Regions from separate parts of the Homo sapiens genome. Here region 1 is linked to region 2. A link is a loop called in an ENCODE intact Hi-C map of the cell type or tissue named here. Cell type or tissue: PC-9. All regions are shown on one strand.

Region 1 (2,500 bases), 370 kb before region 2:
GACTAAACCAGGAAGAAGGTGAATCCCTCTATTATAATTTTTATATTCTTCTTCCTCCAGGAAGTTTTCTTTGAATTCCAGACCTAACTACCATCTTCCCCTACAATCTCTTACAAACCAACTGTATGCTAACATTGATTCCTCATTGCAGAAAAGAACCAATAATAACAGTGGAGTAATACACAAGAGTGAACATTCTGTTCCATTCTTCCTTTCTCCCCTTTACTTACGGTCTCTTTCTTTTACTAGTATGAGGGGTAGCCAAATAGGATTTGTAAACAGGTCTCCTATTTTAGAAAGAGTGGTTCATTGTTTTTTATTTAGGTTCCAGAAATGGATGGAGCTATTTGATACTGCTAGAATTAATTCCAGGTCACAATTCACATTATGAAAGGAAAGATACACAGTTGGTTAAAACATAGCACATGCCATCTGAAAACACAGAGTATGCAGATAAGTCTGCATGTAAACCTGGAATTAACTGCCTGTTATTTCCAGATAAAACCTGTGAGGCCCTCACTGGCCAGCGTGTTAATGAGACCTTCCCTTCCCTGTGTCCACACCAAATGCTCATCTCATTGAAGATGCCTACTGTGCGCTAATGATTTCCTGCATTGACCTTTAACCCCATATGCCCCAAACTCCTCTAGAAATTTTTTAGAACTGCAATATTGAAGCTCTTTTAGGAAACCCCACACACTGCAGTTTGCTTCCTATGAAAGACTTCCTGTGGATGAGCCGGGGCACTGGCGTGCCCTATAGAGCATCCTCACACAAGGACAAAAACAACTGTGTGCTGAAACTTAGAATAACCTTTCCCCATGAGTCAGAATTGACTTACACAACTTAGACATTCTCCCTGGAACACGATCAAATGTCATCTTTCTCCTCCCGTTTCTCCTCAAGAGCTGGAAGGGTTAGAGGCAGCCTGTTTCTAACAAAAACACTACCATTTAGGGGTTTGGTGGTTAACGTTAAGTCTTGCCTTCAAAAGCTTACAGAACTATGGGGAAGTAAACTCAGAAATTTATAATTAAGTATGGCATCTACTGTAATATGCATTAAACACTATCAGGTTTTCCTTCTTGTAGGTTCCTCCAAACATTATGAAGCTGTCTTGATCACTCTTGCTTGGCTTTGGAGACAGTAACCAGGAAAAAGTATAGCTTCTCTTTATGAACCCTGCAATCCCTCAAAAGATGACCACTCCCCACCCACTCCCCCCCCGCCAACACACACACTTCATTAATTGTCTTGTGACAGGGCAGAGTGACAAATGATGTAATTCTGAAAGAGGCATATTTGTGTGGTGAGACACAGGGATTTCAGGGCAAAAGAGTCTCACGTTGAAGCCCTGGATCTAACACTTACTTTTTCTATAATGTTGGGTTTTATCTCTCTGCACCTCAGCTTTCTCTGTTGTAAAATAGGCATCATAAAAATTGCCTACCTCTTAAGGTGCTGTGTACATCAAATGAGTGAAAACACATGCTTGGGACAGTGCATGGCCTGTAATAAGTCCTACCTAATTGTTAGTGGACATTCTCAGTGGACTAAAGATAACAATCAAAGATGCACAGGGCAACATATGGCTTGCACCAGACTCTTTAGAAGGTCAAAGAAAGAGCATGACCCATGGTATTCAGCCTTTGCATTTGTAGCAATACCACCGGAGTGGAGCCTCTTCCACACACAGCTTCAACTACTTCCTCTAAATTGACAGTGCTATGTCAGGTCCAGATCACTGTCATGGTCTCCTGTCCAAGGCACATACTTTCTCACTTATCAGTGACCCCTGAACACTGGATAGAAACATCAAAAACTGAACCTGTCCCATGGCCCTTTCCTTCTTCTATATTCACAAATACTCCACATTGAGTAAAGGAAGTTTGGTCCTGTTTCAATGAGTGGTCTTTCCATCTGCCCTCATCCCACATGCCAGGAATCTGGATGAGGCTGTCAGACACATCTCCTCACTTTTCACATGCATTAGTCTTCCTAGCTCTGGGCCTAAACTGTCTCATGAATTCACCTCTCTCTAATTCTCCTCTCCCAGCAGAGCCTCAACAGTACCCTAAAGTTGATCTGCAATATCTGTTGTCAAATTTATCCTGTACAAACCAACTACATCCTCACTCTCCTGGCCTGCAGAGAGAACAATAAATGACCCAGTTTCAGTCAATTAGACATGCCTGCCTTGGACTTTTCATCGAGAGAGTGATAAAAAGAAGCTGACCTATGAAGCCCAACTGAGCAGAAACAAAGGGAAGAATATTTTCAGCCCAGACAAAGGTAGCTCACTAACTTATATGTGAAGATTATTCAAGCACATACATTTGGCAGAGCAGTGACCACCGTGTAACTAAGAAAGTCTAGGGAGGTGGGAGTACTGCTCAAGATGTGTCTGGAAGGACAGGCAGAGGCTTCGTTACTAAAAAGCCTGTGTGCCTGCTTAGGTACACACATCGTCTTCAGGAAATTGTTAAATAACTGTGAGCTG
Region 2 (2,500 bases):
AAACTCTAGCACTTCCCTGATTCAGGAATTTGGTGATAGATGTTTGCAGTGTGCCTCTCATAAGATACTTCTTTATCCTTGTGGATGGGCTGATACCTAAGTGTCACTTGTGACCAGCTATCACTTTCACAGAAACTGATTTTTACTGCCCTTGTGGATCATGTCTCACCTGTGTTCAGTTTATTCCTACTAAGATAGCCAATGTCTAGGAAAGCCCTGCCCAGGAGAGAAGTTATTCTCTGGTCTATGGATCAGATGAGAAAGAGGAGGCAACTCAACAAAATCCATGAAATCACAGAAGCAGTTTCTTACAGATCCCAGAGAGAAGAAGGCAGCATGCTTCACAGGGCCAGTGGGAAAGGAGGAGCCAACAGGGAAACAAACGTTCAAACAGTGGATGGGGAACAAGAGAGAGAACAAGGGACCTACGGGCCAAAGTGTTCATTGGAGTCCAAGGCATTATCCCAGCAGGCTTCCCAAGGGGAGTTCTAATTGATTAGAGCCAGCAGGCATCAGCTCCGTGCAGTCATGCTGCAACTGAGACATGATCACTGTGGCACATCTGTGAGATCCATGCTGGGGGTGGGAGTCAGTGAGGTAAGTCAAGTAGGTTGTATCCAGCTGTCTCATAGGAAAGTGGTCAGCAGGGGATGATTTATAGGGCAGATGTCCAGGTCAACCATGCTCAGGAACTGGGAGCAGGTAAAGAACTAGGCACCATGTCAAGGGTGACAAGGAAGTTAAACCTATATTCAAAGTGGATGTTGAAGCCACACAAAATTATAAGAATTCACTACAGCTTCCTATACCAGTCTGCACATTAAAATCACAGAAATACTGCATAGAAATACCAATTCCTAGGCCACCTATGGTGATGTTAATTTAGTAGGTCTGCAATGAGACCCAGGAATTTTTATATTTAGATGGGTGTACATTTTACCCTAAGCCTTTCGTTTAGATGATTGCAACCACAATTCTTTCAGGCAAATTATTCAACTACTTGGAATCCACATCCACATCCTTTTCTCCTGACTGAAACAGAGGAAAGTATTTTTCCCTAGCCCATCCTAGAAACGTATAACTCACTCACCGCTCCCTATTACAAAGAATACCCCTGCTCTATGGTTTGTATGGAATGTGACTCCAAGTACTGATCTCATTTGAATTGTTTCCTTTATACCTGCACGGCCACCTATGTGTCCCTGTCAATGTTGTTTTTGTGTTTTCCACATGTCAATGCATATGTTTCCAAGTACACGCCTGACAGCGAAGAGAAGTCTTTAACTTGATAAAAGTGAACCTGGATGTTAGCTAGTTTGAACTGATGAAGCAGTGAGAGGCGTCGCATGGTACAGCTTGCATTAAACTGGTTTGCACCTCAACTTCAGTGGGTATATAAACCCCCAGGGCCTTGTTAACTGCAGATGCTGATTCAGTAGGTATAGGATGGGGGTGGAGAGTCTGTTCTCAGGTGAGGTGGAGGCTCCTGGTCTTGAATGCAAGGCATCACTCCCTCTAGAAGAGGTGTGTACCCTTGGTCTCTGAGGCAAACCATTACTCTCCCCAGGTGACTGGGTGCCCTTGGTCTCTGATGTAGACCATTGCCCTCTCCAGGTGATTGTGGTACCCTTTCTGTCTGATATAAGGCATCACCCTCTCCGGAAAGTAAATCTCCAGTGGCTGGGAGGAAGCTACATTATTGATTGTCACTGAACACTCTATGAGACAGAGACTTGAGCGGAGAGTGTTGTGCCTTGTGGTGTGTGTAGAGTAAGGTTTGCCTTACAACTCAGCAATGGTGAAAGGGAGGAATGGTATCCCAGGACACCAGCGGCAACTCATATCTTCTCTTGAGAATTTGGTTGGGTGGGCAGACGTCCACAGTAAGGGGCCCTTCTTCAACAGCTTCCAGGTACCAAGAGGAGTCTCTCTCCCCTGTCCATGGTTTGAGAAACTCAGGAGGTGCTGTGTTCCCTGCAAGTTACTGAGCTGTTGTTATTGTTTACCTGGTCCCTTCAGGCATGCTGTTAAAAAAAAAATCAGTACTCTGATTTGCACAGATTTGCACAGTACTCTGATTTTTCACTTATCTTTGGAATGTTCATCAACACTAGTTTGTGCCCAGTACTGCAGTTTCTGCTCTATGTAGAGCAATGAATAAAACACAGCCTCTGTCCTCACATAGCTTTCACTGCCTTTCAGGTGATAAGCATGTCAATCAATAATCACAGAATTGATCCATATGGATGTGATGGTAGATGTGTTCACTACACAGATAGTTTTGATCACCTACTATGTGCCCAGCACTACTCTGGATACTTGTAATTCATCAATAAACCAATAGCAACAAAAACATAGATTTCTTGGCCAAGCATGATGGCTCACACCTGTAATCTCAGCACTTTAGAAGGCTAAGGAGGGTGGATCACTTCAGGACAGGAGTTTGAGACCAGCCTGGCCAACATGGCGAAACCCCGTCTCTACTAAAAATACAAAAATT

What was found. Hi-C counts contacts between places; a loop is a spot of excess contacts. Peaks named below come from ENCODE experiments on the same cell type or tissue, not always from the same donor. Only the 100,000 strongest peaks of a DNase experiment are listed, where the experiment ranks them.
Region 1: a loop joins it to region 2, with 5 times the contacts of the local background. A loop is called at or near these places in 1 of 110 quality-filtered maps.

What each region holds. Positions count from the first base shown.
Region 1 is chr7:46,557,722-46,560,221 of GRCh38, reverse strand. No RefSeq gene overlaps it. Among named protein-coding and RNA genes, the nearest start is that of IGFBP3, 640 kb to the right of the region's middle. In PC-9, no CTCF peak of the experiment used is centred here; DNase peaks (open chromatin) are centred at 831 and 1,261; H3K4me3 peaks cover 418 bases; H3K27ac peaks cover 2,462 bases.
Region 2 is chr7:46,190,490-46,192,989 of GRCh38, reverse strand. No RefSeq gene overlaps it. Among named protein-coding and RNA genes, the nearest start is that of IGFBP3, 270 kb to the right of the region's middle. In PC-9, no CTCF peak of the experiment used is centred here; DNase peaks (open chromatin) are centred at 689 and 1,049; H3K27ac peaks cover 2,398 bases.